Linked DNA regions of Mus musculus: region 2 is linked to region 1. Evidence: chromatin loops called from intact Hi-C (ENCODE). Cell type or tissue: gastrocnemius. All regions are shown on one strand.

Evidence for each region. A loop is a pair of places that touch in the nucleus more often than their neighbours do. Peaks named below come from ENCODE experiments on the same cell type or tissue, not always from the same donor. Only the 100,000 strongest peaks of a DNase experiment are listed, where the experiment ranks them.
Region 2: it touches region 1 in a loop (4-fold over the local background); 6 of 42 quality-filtered maps call a loop at or near these places.

Annotation. Positions count from the first base shown.
Region 1 is chr5:107,917,723-107,925,722 of GRCm38, reverse strand. Dipk1a (divergent protein kinase domain 1A) reads left to right here. Exons shown (of 5, transcript NM_026062.4): 2 at 1,004-1,138. Among named protein-coding and RNA genes, the nearest start is that of Gm26387, 14 kb to the right of the region's middle. In gastrocnemius, a CTCF peak has its summit at 4,155 (motif pointing left); DNase peaks (open chromatin) are centred at 945 and 4,118; H3K4me3 peaks cover 587 bases; H3K27ac peaks cover 1,947 bases.
Region 2 is chr5:108,077,848-108,085,847 of GRCm38, reverse strand. It overlaps Mtf2 (metal response element binding transcription factor 2), which reads right to left. Exons shown (of 15, transcript NM_013827.3): 2 at 4,825-5,023; 3 at 4,630-4,711. Among named protein-coding and RNA genes, the nearest start is that of Mtf2, 16 kb to the right of the region's middle. In gastrocnemius, CTCF peaks have their summits at 257 (motif pointing left) and 3,233 (motif pointing right); DNase peaks (open chromatin) are centred at 190 and 3,292; H3K27ac peaks cover 1,707 bases.

The sequences.
Region 1 (8,000 bases):
CAGCTGAGATCAGATATCAGAGCAGCGCACACAAAACATTGCAAAGGGGAGCCTGTTGTGTAGCTTTGCCCATTGGCGTGCAAGGAATAATTTTTGCTTTTCTTTCTTTTTGTTTTTCTTTTTGTTGTTGTTTTGCTTTGCTTTTCTTCTTTGAGACAGGATCTTATATAGCCTTGTCTGGCAACTCAGTATAACTAACAATGACCTTGAACCTCTGATTCTCCTACCTCTACCTCCCAAGTGCTGGAATACAGGTTTCTACCAACATACCTGGATAAATCTTATTTTTACAGACTTGTGTACACACACACACACATACACACACACACACACCAGATCAGGCAGGGTTTTCCTATGTAGTACTGGCTATTTGGGACTCAGGGTTAGTGTTAAGAACTTGCTCTGAGCCGGGCATGGTGGCACATGCCTTTAATCCCAACACTTGGGAGGCAGAGACAGGCGAATTTCTGAGTTTGAGGCAGGCCTGGTCTACAGAGTGAGTTCCAGGACAGGCAGGGCTACACAGAGAAACCCTGTCTCGGGAAAAAAAAAAAAAAAGAACTTGCTCTGTAGACCAGGCTGGCCTTGAACTCACAGAGATCCACCTGTCTCTGCCTCCCAAGTGCTGGGGTTAAAGGAGTGTGCCAGCACTGCCTGGCTAAAATATTAAGTATTACTATGATTATTCATAAAGACCTTTAAAATTCTCACTTGAAACAGTGTTTTGTCTGCTCGCCTGGTCTAGAAGTGGTGTTGTGCTTTATTGAGTAAGTGGCCTGAATGGCATTGGAGATGCCGAACGTACATCCTGAAAGGGTATTTGTTTCCCTTACTTTCCTAAGACCCATGTTGTCTGGGCTTCTTGACAATGCACTTTGTTCTAGAGCTGCCATATAAAAGCTTGGATTATACATTGTGCTTCTCCAAGCAAGGAGAACGCCCGTTCCAGTGCGGTGAGTGCCAGCTTGCTGCTGACTGACTGTCATGTGACCTTTGCTTGCAGGCTCGGTTGTCCTACATGCGGGTGAAGTATCTTTTCTTTTCCTGGCTGGTGGTTTTTGTCGGAAGCTGGATCATATATGTGCAGTATTCAACCTATACAGAGCTATGCAGAGGGAAGGACTGTAAGAAAATCATAGTAAGTATTTTAAATATTTTAGTTTTTTTAAAAAATGTCCTATAACAGACTATAGTTATGATAAATGGCCTAATTATTAAATGTCTTCAACAGTAAAGGCAATTTGATATTACAGTTGTGCTGAACGTCCTAGCTTTTTAGTAAATTCAGTACTCAGAAATCTAAATATGTAGTACAGGTAAATCAGTGTGGAAGCAATCTCACTATGAAATGGTTTTTATTTTCAAATATATTTGAAATTTGGTTTATTATATATCAGATTTTAAAAATGTTTAGGGCATAAGTATGTTATTATAGATTTTCTAGAATATATATTTTTTTAATAAAGAGTCATATCAAACACTAAACTTTATCTAAAGGGTATATATTTATCACTTATTTTCTCTCTGAGTAATTCAGTATATTTTATAAAAATTACCTTATCAGTGCAAGAGTAATAGCCATATTTACTGGCTGTGAGTGTTGTAGAACACTTATTTTAAATCCTTGAGTTTCTTAATTAAGTCAACTCCTTATTTTCTACTACTATCTTTCAACATATATCAAAACACTTATTTCAGGACCATATATTTATTTTTGAATTTGTTTGTTTGTTTTTATGGGACGCTAGTTCAAACCAAGGACCTCAAGCGTTCAAGCAGGTGCTTACCTCCAAACTACACCCATCTCTATGCAAAACATTTAAAGTGTGTGCGCGTGCGTGTGTGCACACGCGTGTGAGTGGCGCTCCTGCTGAGACCAGAATAGCGCATCAGGTTTCCTAGAGCTGGAGTTACAGGTAGTCCTTAGCTGCCTGATGTGGATTTGGAGAACGACACTCAGGTAGCCTGAAAGCACTTTGGGTGCAGCAAGCATCCTTTCTTGCTGAACTACCTCTCATGCTCAACCCTGAGATCTTACTACTTTCACCGCAGTACATATATTGAAGTGTTGTACATTAATACAGTTACTGAGAGTCAGGATCTTCCTGATTACCATGTCACGTTGGTTCACTGTCAAGAACACCAGGCTAGAGACAAAGTCCTAGGCTGCGGTCACCTTTTCATAACAGGGCTTTGATTTAGTTCTAGTTTACAGGCAAGAAAAATGTTTTTGCCCTACTTGCCCCTTAGCTTTTATGATGCTGACTTTAGCCAATACGCTTGGGCACTAACTGTGATGGTCCTCGGACATGTCAGCTGGGTATAGAGTAGGTTCAAATGTCCTTGACTCGATCTTGTTTGGTCTGAGGCAAACAGCCTCATACTGTCACTGTAGTATTGTAAGCTGTTCCTGAGAGACAGCTGGAGAAGCGCCCTAGAGCATCGTTTCCGCTTTGTTAGGAGTTAGAGGTGAGTGGTCATCACTGTCATGGCCATGCTGGTTTCTTCTCTGACTATCTGCTGTCTTTTACACTCTCTATTCTGTGTGAGGGGTTACATCTGTTGTGGTGTGGGTGCTGAAGTAAAAGTTCCTCAGGTTTGAGGTCAGCCACCTTCTCAGTAGCTGTGCAAGCTCCTGAGCTTCTGCAGAATGGTGACTAATGCCATTTCCATATACTTCCCCTTCTACTGCGATATGATTGCTTGCTATAGCCATGATTTCCTAATTACTAAGTAATTGCAGCCAATCCTGTTTGATGCCCAACTATGTAGAAATCTTACATAATTGGACTCTGTAGGTGGGATCTCCCAGACATGGCCTGTTTCATTAACTGGAGTAGGAGAGGTGCTTCTCTTCTGTGCACATCTGAGGACCACAAAGTTCCATCGGAGTCCTCTGACTGACTCCTCTGTGGGGGGAGTCTGCACTTCTCTGAGGAGTGCCTCCGCCACATTTTAGAGGGCTGGTGTGAGTGTTAAAGAAGCATAACCCTTGGGAGGCAGAGGCAGGCAGATTTCTGAGTTCAAGGCCAGCCTGGTCTACAGAGTGAGTTCCAGGACAGCCAGGGCTATACAGAGAGAAACACTGTCTCGAAAAACCACCACCACCACCAACAACAACAACAAAAGGAACCCTTTAACCTGAAGCACTAAAAGATTTCAGGAACCCTAATTTAATCACAGTCTCCTTTGAGATTCAGTTTCCAAGGATAATGGTTTGTTACTTAAAACAATCAACTTAAGACCTACTAAATTGAAGCCATTAGGAGCTATGTTCTTGGTTAGACAGTAATGCATGACAGTATTCCATTTAGCTGTGCCTTGCTTGGGCTTCTTTAATGTGTGAGGAAGAAGTCAATAGAGGAAACACTGGAAAAGCTTAAGACAGAGCGCAGAACATGGTGAAGACTGGTAATGCCTGAGAGAGAAGAGGGAGAAAATGATGACTGAAGACTCAAAAGTTTCCAGGAATTGTGAAAAACCCAACTCTGCCTGTGTCTGTCTGTCAGTGTGTGTCTCTGTATGTGTGTGTCTCTGTCAGTGTATGTCTTTGTGTGTGCCTGTCTCTGTACATCTTTATGTGTCTGCGTGTGTCTGTTGGTGGGTGTCTGTGTGTGTGCCTTGTGGCTAGCTTTATCTCTCTGTGTGTATATGTGTGTGGGTGTCTGTGTGTCTGTGTGGATGTCTTTGTGTGTATCTGTGGAAGGTGGAGTGTCTGTGTATATATGTGTGTGCTTGTCTGAATGCATATGTGTCTGTGTGTACATGTGTGTGGGGGCAGGCCTGTATGGTTTTGTGTGTGTCTATATGTGTGTATACGTATGTGTGTGTGTGTCTGAGTGCCTTGTATGTGAGTGTGTGTAGGTGTGTCTGTGTGTATGCATGTGCCTGTGTCTTATGTCTGTGTGTCTGTCAGTTTGTCTGTGTCAGTGTCTGTGTGTATGTATCTCTGTGCTTGGTTTTTTAAGTCTTGTTAAGGAAAACCAGCTGTCTGAAAATGATATCTTAAGTACACTTTTAGAGCATGGATTTTTGAAAATATTTAGAAGCCAAAGTTTACACATATGTTTGTGGTTATTGCCCTCTTGTGGTCCAGTTTGTAGTTTAGGGCAGGATTCCTTCAATAGGAGTGTGTTTTGTAAAAATAAGGGTAAACAGTGCCCTCTTCTGGTACAATGAGGTATGTGCAATCAAAGCTAAATGCTGTTTATTACAATAGTAGTAAATCTTGGGCTTTTAATTATTTAAAAGTTACTTAGTATCATTATTGACTATTTTGATATACAGCTGAACATTTTTATAGACATTACTTAGGGTGGCTATAGCTTTATGAAGCCAACTGCTCTTTTCACACAAATGTTTGGGAAATTTGCCTTTAATTTGGGATAGAAAGCCAGAGCTATTCTTTGTGACCACCCCTGTGACGCAAGATTAGCTTGAGGCCTTTGCTCACAACAAGAAATCTGATTCTCACAGCTGAATACCAGACTAGTCGCTGCTTACTGATTTACTAATAAGAGACTTTACTAAGAAAATAAAAAGAAACTTTCAATACTGTGTACTGTTCTGTATGGTACAAGGGCAGGGGAACTTCAGAGATGCCCAAGACAGTCTGTGCCTCTAAATCACCTATCAGTATAGCCAGGCTGCAAATGATGCTGGACTGGGGGATAGGAGGAAAGAAGAGAGGGAGAGTACCAGCTCGGTGTGCAATGATCGCTCGAGTGGAAAGCAAAGTGTTGCAGAGAGGCTGTTTCCAAATCTCTAGTTTAAACAGTGAAGTGGTGGTGGGATTCAGAAGCTGAAGTCAGGTCAGTTGAAGGAGGCCCCAGCTCTTCTGACAGAATATGCTACACTTAGGGAAGACTCCCTCAGCTTGTCAGTTTGGCAGGTGCCTTCCTCTGTGTTTGATGATCTGTCAGCCATTGCACAAAAGCCCTGGGTTAGTCAGCCTTAAACCTGTTCTGCTAGCTCCAGCTCAGCTTGTCAGCCTAGCTGGACTGATTCTGCACAGGCTCTGGAAGCTGACTGGGCCTAGGCTCCGTTTTCCATGCCTGCAAACAAAACTCCATGCAGCATATAGAGAATCGCCTAGACCTACTTTCTTTGGAGCAAAAGATGTTTGGATACTGATTTAGTTTTTGTTGGTTATGTAGTGTTGGAATGAATCCTCATACATATTATGAAAACACCTCACTATTGGTTAAGGTAGATGTGTGTGTGTGTGTGTGTGTGTGTGTGAGAGAGAGAGAGAGAGAGAGAGAGAGAGAGAGAGAGAGAGAGAGAAAGTTAGTTTTCGGCTTTTTAACTTCTTAGGGTATCCCAACACCACCCACCTTCCTTCCTTCCTTCCTTCCTTCCTTCCTTCCTTCCTTCCTTCCTTTATTTGGTTTTTCAAGACAGTTTCACTGTGTAGCTCTAGCTGTCTGTACTGGAACTCACTCTGTAGAACAGGCTGGCCTTGAACTCACAGAGATCTACCTGCCTCTGCATCCCGAGTGCTGAGATTAAAGGTGTATGTATTCCAGGCTGGAGAGATGGCTCAGTGGTTAAGAGCAGTGACTGCTCTACCAGAGGACCTGAGTTCAATTCCCAGCAATGACACATGGTGGCTCACAACCATCTGTAATGGGATCTGATGCCCTTGGTGTGTCTGAAGACAGCAACAGTGTACTCACATATATAAAATAAATAAAATGAAAAAAATGGAAAAAAAAAAGCTGTCTCCTGAGAGGCTCTACCAGTGCCTGACAAATACAGAGGTGGATGATCTCAGCCAACCATTGGACTGAACACAAGCTCCCCAATGAAGGAACTTGAGAAAGTACCCAAGGAGCTGAAGGAGTTTGCAGCCCCATAGGAGGAACAATATGAACTAACCAGTATCCCCAGAGCTCCCAGGGACTAAACCACCAACTGAAGAGTACACATGGTGGGACTCATGGCTCCAGCTGCAGAGGATGGCCTAGTCAGTCATCAGTGGGAGGACAGACCCTTGCCCTTGGTCCTGTGAAGGCTCTATGCCCCAGTGAAGGGGAATGCCAGGGCCAGGAAGTGGGAGTGGGTGGGTTTGTGAGCAGGGGGAGGGAGGAGAGGACAGTGAGTTTTTGGAGGGGAAACCAGGAAAGGGGATAACATTTGAAATGTGAATAAAGAAGATATCTAATTAAAAAATAAAGGTGTGTGTCACCACTACCCAGCTTTATGGTAGTTTCTTGGTTACTTTTTTATTGCTATGATCAGACACGCTTATCACATGACCAAGACAATTTTTAAAAAGATTTATTTATTTATTATATGTAAGTAAGTACACTGTAGCTGTCTTTAGACACTCCAGAAGAGGGTGTCAGATCTTGTTACAGATGGTTGTGAACCACCATGTGGTTGCTGGGATTTGAACTCAGGACCTTCGGAAGAGCAGTCAGTGTTCTTAACCCCTGAGCCATCTCTCCAGCCCGAAATTTTTTTTTTAAAGTTTTGTTTTTCGAGACAGGGTTTCTCTGTATAGCCCTGGCTGTCCTGGAACTCACTTTGTAGACCAGGCTGGCCTAGAACTCAGAAATCTACCTGCTCTGCCTCCTGAGTGTTAGGATTAAAGGCGTGTGCCACCCTGCCCGGCTGACCAAGACAATTTATAGAAGAGTTTATTGGAGCTTACATTTCAGAGGGTGAGTCCATGACCATCATATTGGAAGGCAGGCATGGTGCAAGAACAGGAGCAGGAGCAGAGAGCTAACTGGCAATGTCATGGGCTTTTGAGCTGCCAAAATGCACCCCGAGTGACACACCTCCTTCCACAAGGCCATACCTCCTAATATTTCCCAAACAGTTCCACCAACTGAGGGCCCAGTGTTCAAAGATACGAGTCTTCGTGGACAGGTGGCATGGGTTTCGTTATAGCGTCTGCACACATGTGTCATGCTTTGTGCTACTTCGTTCTGCTCAGTACCTCTTCATGCTTCCTTCTTCAGCAGTTCCTTTTTTTTCTCTCAGTTCTGATTTAATTATATAAAGTATTCTCGAGTATCCAGGTAAGTCGTCCCTATAATGCTAGCACTTGGGAGGCCAACTCAGGAAGATTTCCACATATGCAAGCCTAGGTCCCGAGTTCCAGCCCAGCCTGGATTACAGGGTGACATCCTATCTGGGACATTTTTTTTAATGATCTGTTAACCTTGTTCAGCCTGGCTGCTTCTTCAGGCATTATTGTTGTTATTTGTACTTTTCTAGAAAATTGCTCATTTAAATATATTGCCATAAAGTCATTTGTGTTTTTCACAGTCACTGCCCAGTGGCTGCCTGTTAGTGCTTTGTTTTGCTTTCAGTCTTCCTAAGGGCTCCTTTTTGTTAAGATTATGAGGAAGGATCTTTGGATATTTCATTGCTGACTTCTTTGCTCCCATGCCTCTCTATCTTGAGGAATTGACTGTACTGTCATTAGTGCTGAGGTTTTGTTTTTACTTAGTTTAAGCTTTAAGTTTGAGCCTATGTAGTGCTCCGTGTGCTTTCTTATTCTTTTCAGCCTTGCATTTAGAGCTATAAATTCCCCTCTGAGAGATGTGGCACCTGTATCCTACAAGTTTTAATTGTTGTTGCATTCTAAATATTTTGTATTTTCATTTTCTAGTTTACTTTAAAATTTCCTTTTAGATTCTTCCTGTTCCTCCCTCCTCCTCCTCTTCTTCCTTCTCCTCCTCTTTAAAAATGGAGTCTCATTCTAGCCCAGGCTGGTCCAGAGGTCATCTTGTAGCTCAGACCACTCTAATGAATGCTCACTCTGAATGCCCAGCCTCCTTTTCTTCCTACATAGACTTTCAGTAAATTTTATTTTCATCTTTTTTTGAGGAGGTGGGGGGCGTTGGTCTATATTTGAGCTGTGGAACTTCAATGACATTTGTTTTCCTTCCAATCTATTTATTGATTCTTGGTCAGAGAATATGTGGTCTGCATGGTTTAAATCCCTCACTGGACAGTCCCTGTAGGAGGCTGCACTCCAGTGT
Region 2 (8,000 bases), 160 kb before region 1:
TTGATCTATACAGTAAGTTCAAGACACCTAGACCTACTACATAGTGAGACCCTGACATAGTAAGACCATCTCAAAATGAAGAACAAAACAAAACAAAAAACCTTCGGGCTAGAGAGATGGTGCAGCAAACACTGGCTGGTCTTCCAGAGGTCCTTAGTGCAATTCCCTGCAACCACATGGTGGCTCACAACCATCTGTAATGGGATCCGATGCCCTCTTCTGGTGGATCTGAGGACAGCTAAAGTGTACTCATATAAATAAAATAAGTAATTTTTTATAGTAACACAAAAGTGTTACTATTAAACTTCAAAATTTGGATATATTACCATCTCAACATAATTATCAATTCTAGCATCTTCCTCTTTCTCATTTCAATATAGCAAAAATGATATACACTATCTATACATAAACAATAAATGCTTATATTTTTATGCTATAAATCAAACATCATGTTACACTTCACTCTTTTAGAACTAACTTTATTTGATGGGTTTTTTGGGGGAAGTCTCTCTGTGTATCCCAAGCTGGCCTGGAACTCACTTTGTTGCCCTTAAACTCCTGTTGGAATGTTTCACCCTCAGACTCTGAGTTACTAAGATACAGATCTGGGTCACAGCAGTGACCAACAGACTATGTTAATATACTATTCATAAAGAAGTGATAGTCAAGCAGATGAAGGAACTGACCTAAGTAGTCTCAGTTAGAAAGTATCAACACTAGATGTCAAACCCTGATGTGCCAGAAGCCATGTTCTTCCCACCATACACTGATTCTTCTCACCAATACAAGGAAATACTTCTACCAAAGCATTTTCACATAGCCAGTTTTTCAAATTATAACCTCTAACAGCTGCATAATATTCCATCTAGTGGAAGAAAACAAATTTTCTTCATTACTTCTTTATTCTGTAAGATATAGGTAACATAGAAGTTACCAATTATTATTTTATTACTTTGCCTGTTTTTGTATTATTGACTATTTGTCTACTTAGGTCCTCTGTCTCTTCCAAATTTTGTTTACTGTGATTTGTTCCATAGCTTCTGGGTTTATGGCTACAATTAGTCAATATGAGTTGAGCCTTATCATGGTAAATGTGTTGTTTCAAAAGAAAGGGTTGGGCTGTCAAGATGACTCAGCAGGTCAGAGCTCTTCTGAAGGTCTTGAGTTCAAATCCCAGCAACCACATGGTGGCTCACAACCACACATGAGATTTGATCCCCTCTTCTGGTGCATCTGAAGTCAGCTACAGTGAACTTATGTATAATAATAAATAAATCTTTGGGTCTGAGGGAGCAAGCGGGGCCAACCAGACTGAGCAGAGATCCTAAACTTCAATTCCCAGCAACCACATGAAGGCTCACATCCATCTGTATAGCTACACTGTACTCACATATATAAAATAAATAAGTTTAAAAATCTTCAAAAGAAAGGGTTGTATAGCCTCCATGAGGAGTAGATGCCTAATATAACTCCCACCATTTCCATGTGGACTGGTAAGGAAGAAGGTAATTCTGCAGAAGAGGAAGTTATTAATCCAATAAACTGTACGTACTCAAGAAACAAGCCTAAGAAACCCGAAAATCATCTTTATCTGTAAAATCCAAGTCTGTCTTTTTTACTATCAAATTACAAGATTACTAGCCTAACTTAATTGCCTACTGTCTTCCTTACTACAAATTAAGCTATCTATGAAGTCTTAGCTTTTTCATTTTAATAATACCAAAGAAAAGAAAGATGGTTTAGTGATTAAGAACTTGTTCCACTCCTCAACCACGAACATCAAGAGCTTAGATCTCAGCAATCATTAGCATTCCCTCAAATATTGAAAAAACCAGCTCAGGTGGGGGGTGGAATGTACAGACAGGAAGATCACTGTGAATTGCTGGCTCCTAGCACAGATGACATACTAGCCTCAGGTGAAGAGACCTCAGTGAAGAGACCTTGCCTCAAATGAATAATAGAAAGTTATAGAGGATGAAATCCTACATGTTCTTTTGACCTCCACAAATACTCCCATCCCACACACATGAATAAATAATAAATCTTGAAAGTATCTATCAAGGATTTACTTCAAATAAAGTGGGCATAGTGGCAAGCAGCTTTAATCCTAGCACTTGGGAAGCAGAGGCAACCCTACTTACTGTTTAGTTCAAAATCAACCTATTCAATATAGCAGGTTCCAAGCCAGTCAAGGGTACATTACTCTATCTCAAAAAATAAAATAAAATGGCTGGGCACTTGAGAAGCAGGCAGATCTCTTAGTTTCCAGCTGGGAAGCAGTGCCACACACTTTTAATCCAGGCCAGCCTGACCCAGATGATCCAAGGCTAAAGAGAAACCATGTGGTAAAAAAAAAAGCAACTACCAAAAACCAATCAAGAAAACTACTATACAGCTCAGTGGCTAGACGCAGATACTGCTCTTATAATTGACCAGAGAGGGCTGGTGAGATGGTTCAGTGGGTAAGAGCACCTTGCCTCAAATGAATAATAGAAAGTTATAGAGGATGAAATCCTACATATTCTTTTGACCTCCACAAATACTCCCACCCCACACACATGAATAAATAATAAATCTTGAAAGTATCTATCAAGGACTTCGACTGCTCTTCCGAAGGTCCAAAGTTCAAATCCCAGAAACCACATGGTGGTTCACAACCACCCTTAATGAGATCTGATGCCCTCTTCTGGTGTGTCTGAAGATAGCTACAGTGTACTTACATATAATACATAAATAAATCTTTTTTTAAAAAAAATTGACCACAGAGCAGTTTCCTGCACTTCTAGCTGAGGCTCACAAATGCCTGTGCTCCATCTTCAGGTTATCTGACACATCTGGCCTCTTCAGTCACCTACACTCAAACACTTTTTTTCTCTATTTTTAAATTAATTTTATTTTTTAATTCAATTTTAATTAAAAAATATAAAGGTATAATAAACATTTTCACCTGGTTTCTTTTCAATTATATTTTATTAATAAGTTTCTAGAAAAGTTAAATAAATTAGAATATTTTTATTCATTTAATGCAATTACTGAAATAGCCAAAACAGAAACTTACTGTCAACAGCAATGCAGGAATATATCATTTCATAGAAACAAATAAATACTAGGTATTTAAAACTTTACTAAAGTTCTGTCTTAACATAATAAACATGCCCCTGCTATAATATTCATTTCTTTTTTTTAATTGTACTTATTTAATGTATGAGTGCTCTGCTGCATATACATCCGCCTGCCTGAAGAGGGCATCTTATCCCCCTTCAGATGGTTGTGAGTCACCACACGGCTGATCTCATGACCTCTGGAAAAGCATCTTAACAGCTGAGCCATCTCACCAGCCCACATTTCTTTTTAATATAAAATTTATTTTTATTTTATATGCACTGGTGTTTTGCCTGCAAGTGTCTTCTTTGCAAGGGTGTCAGATCACCTGGAACTGGAGTTATTGACAGTTGTGAGCTACCATGTGGGTGCTGGGAATTGAACTTGTATCTCTGGAAAAGCAGCCAGTGCTCTCTTAACAACAAAGCTACCTATCCAACCCATAATGTACATTACTTTAAACAATTAGCATGACTATTTTTTCCCAGATTTATGTAAACTTTTAGAACATAGCTTATTACCTAAAATTCATAATTATAAATCATAATTATAAACAGGTTTCTCTTTCTCTTCTTTTTTTCTTTCTTTTTTGTGTTTTGTTGTGTTTCAAGACAGGTTTTCTATGTAGCCCTGGCTGTCCTGGAACAAGCACTGTAGAACTATATATCTGCTGCCTCCCAAGTGCTGGGATTAGACAATAGTTTCTCACAGCACTTTCAAGCACAGAGCACCCACTCACCTCACCCACTAACTAGGTGCTTGTTTGACAGGACTTCAAGCCTTTACACCTTTCTATCTCTGCATACCACTTAAGGGGACTGGAAAAATGGCTCAGCTTATTCTTGCAGAGAATCCAGATTCAGTGCCCAGCACCCACATGGTGACGTACAACCATCTGAAACTCAAATTCCAGGGAATCTGACATCTCTTCTGACCTCCAGAATCACCAGATTCTGATTTCATGAATCATATATATATATATATATATATATATATATATATATTCAACCATTCTCATATACATATGTACATATATATATATGTATGTATATGAATGAAGAGGAAAAAAAGAGAATGGAAAAATGGAAAAAGATGGGATTTAAAAGGCAAAAAGAGGTAGGTAAGTGGTGGTGCATGCCTTTAATCCCAGCACTTGGGAGGCAGCAGGCAGATCTGAGTTCAAGGCCAGCCTGATCTACAGAATTAGTTCCAGGACACCCAGGGCCACACAGAAAAACTGCCTTAGAAAAAAAACAGAAAGACATAAAGACCTATGTCAAACCTACCAAAATCTCCAAAGTAGAAAGGCTAAAACTGATTCAGCATGTAGAAGAATAACAGAAAATAGTATTAAATGATTCAATTAAACTATAGAGTTTTGTTTATAAAATAAATTTTTAAACGTCTTATACATGCTACCCAGCCACTGAAGAACAGTATATTCAGTATCACTGGCATCAGAAAAAGTCATGTTGAAGAAAACTAAGTTTCGATATCAATCATGTTCAAGAGTAACATAGCACCTGCCTGTTTGGATGTCCTTCCAGAGAACCCAGGATTTGGAACTGTCCTCAAATATGATGAAGCAGCTCTGTTTCAATATGTTTATCTGCAATACACAAGAAATCAGTAACCCCTTAAAACTGCTAAGCATGAGGTTAAATTTTAAAATTATTAAAATGAGTAATGCAAGTATAGCAGAAATTTATTAAGGTAACTTGCCTTTTTGATAGTTCCAAGATAAAACAAGCCATCTGACCATCTAGCTAAGACATCTTGACCCTCTTCAAATTTACATGCTGGTTTTTTGGCTTTATGTCCATCCTGTAAAGACAGCTTGTTCAAGGATGCTGAGGTCTTTTGGTTTCGACGTAAAGGAGACCGCTTGTGGACCAGTGAATTACCTGCTCCTGTAGAGTCTCTGTTCAGGAAATAGACCAAATAGAAGACGTATAAGATTTTATACCAGATAAATCTCACATGTTAACCAAACTTTTGGTATAAAATCCTTAATTTGTGAAAAAAACAACAAATAACTCAAATGACAAGTACTTTCTAAGTAGATGTAACTAAAACAAAAGAACAATAATTCATGATACTTGCTCACTGCATACCCTAAGCCAGGACTCAAGAAGTCATTTCTGTATCGGGGTAACTGCCTCCTAAATAACAGCTAAGAACCACTAAGCAGGGTAGCCCAAGGGGAAGTTCCAGGCCAGCAGAGGCCACTCAGAAGTACCAGACCAACTTAAGCTTTATATCTGGGACCCTGGCCTTTAAACAGATTTAAACTTCTTAGCTTAGACCACAGGTAATTAAGACACATGACTTCTGGGTGATATGACTGTTCACATTCGCTGGAGGGAAGTAACAAAGCCTCCACTGAGAACCACTAAGCAAAAAGGGGAGAATAAATCAACCAAAATATACAGACTTAATTTTTTTTTTAAAGTTGATAATTGATCAGGTGACAAGCTCAGCAGATAAAGGTATAGGCCAACGAGCCTGACAACCTGAATTTGATTCCCAGTACTCACAAAAAAACAGAATAGACTCCTGTAAGTTGTCCCCTACCTACACATGAGTACACAAAATGAATGTAATTAAAATTAAAACTTCAGATTCCACAAAATTACAATCAAGTGAAAACTGGAAGATTTTACTTCTTAAGCAAATGATTCCAAACAATAAACTATAAAATCATTATAACTTACATATTAAAAACTGTGAACAATATAGCATACCTTCAATTAATTTTTTAAAAAGTTTATGTATATGGGTATTTTGCCTGAATGCATGTCTGAATGCATGTGTGTGGCTGGTGTTACAAGAGATCAAGAAAGGATGTTGGATCTCTTAGCCACCAGAGTCCTCTAGAAGAGCTGCCAGTTCTCTTAACTGCTGAGTCATGTCTCCAGCCCCAACATCAACTTTCTTAAAGGACAAAGAAGTGTTTGGCTTCATTGTTCCAATTTTAGACATTTTACTGGTTAACATTCAAGAATATGTAAAACTATATAAATAAGAGACCATAAAAGTTTAGTAAAAAAACAGAAAGTGAAAATGGGGATTAAAGTCTCAGTAACTTAGCTAAGAACAAAGGAAACCTGTTTGAAATGTCTAAAAATAACAAACTCTGGGAAACATGCCCATGCTACAACATGGAGCCTTGAAAACATTACCATAAGCAAAACAATCCAAATAAAACAGACATCTAGCCGGGTGTGGTGGCGCATGCCTGTAATCCCAGCACTTGGGAGGCAGAGGCAGGTGGATTTCTGAGTTCGAGGCCAGCCTGGTCTACAGAGTGAGTTCCAGGACAGCCAGGGCTATAGAGAGAAACCCTGTCTCAAAAAACAACAACAAAAACAAAAAACAGACATCTACTGTTTAATTCTGGTTATCTGAGATAGAGTTAAGCTCATAGACAAATAAATAGAAGTATCTGGGGGTAGGAGAAGGATTAAATATGTTTATGGGAACAGAATTTTGGTATAAAAGAAAAACATTTTAAAATTGTCCTAAAAAGAATTAAGAACTGATACCTTTCCCCTAAATTGTGAAAAATATTAATCTATGTATCTAACAAACTCAAAACCCTGTGAGTATAGTAACTGTAAACAGAATCACTGAAAATCAGAAAGATAATCTTCAAACCAACAAGACAAGGGATGTAGCTCAGTTGGTTGAATGCTTGCCTAGCATACACAAGGTCCTTGGTTCCATCCCCAACACAAGACAAAAATAAACAAAAGAAAAACAGGTACACACCTGTAATCCCACTACTGGGGAGGTGGAAATAGGAAGATCAGAAGTTCAGGGTCATCCTCAACTACAGATAGCTTGAAAAGTTCAAGACCAGCCTGGGATATGTCTAACCCTGTATAAATAAGCAAACACTAAGTCCAGTGATGACTTCGGGGATCTTGAATCCCTATGTAAGTAACTGTCTCAGTTACTTACTGCACTGGGTGAAGACTTGAGCATACACAGGAAGCCTCAAATCAACCTACACCATGACACACTTCCTCCAACAAGGCCATACCACCCAATAGTGCCACTCAATAAAACATGAATCTATGGGGCCAAACCTATTCAAACCACTAAATTCCACTCCCTGGCCCGTATAGGCTTATAGCCATAACACAATGCAAAATGCATTTAGTCCAACTTCACAAGTCTGTCTATTGAAGTGACAACAATGTTTAAAAGTTCAAAGTTCAAAATCTCTTCTGAGATTCATGCAATCTCTTTACTGCAGTTCCCTATAAAATCAAAAAGCAGACAGCATATTTCAAAAGAATGGATATACATTACCATTTCAAAAATATCAAGAGTTTGGAAATACTGGATCAAAACAAGACCAAAAACCTGCTGGGCAAACTCTCAACTCTGCATCTCCATCTGCATGTCCAATTCCTTTCAGCTTTGTTAACTACAACACACTTTCTCCTGGGCTGGTCCCACTCCTGTTAACAGTTTTTCTCAGCAGATATCCTATGGCTTTGGCATCTCGAACATCTTGGGGTCTCCAATGTAACTTCAACTTCACAGCTTCTTGTTCCAATGTCTGGGATTCATACATGATCTTTGTAGCATGCTAGGTAGGCTATGGCTGACTTCACTCCACAGCTGCTGCTGTTCTTGGTGATCATGGTGATGGTACTGGTATCTCCAATACACAAGTGTCTTCCGTTGCAACTAGGCTTCATCAATAGGTTCTCTTCACAATACCAAGCCTCAACTCTTTTGCATGGTCCTTTCAGTCCTGGGTCTTCAAATGTCACTAAGGCTGTACCTTCAACGATGGCCTCTCCTAGCCTCTCACAGTGCCTAACCTCAGCTGCTCTCCATGACCCCTTCATAACTTCAAAATCAGTCCACCTGGGTATCTCTTA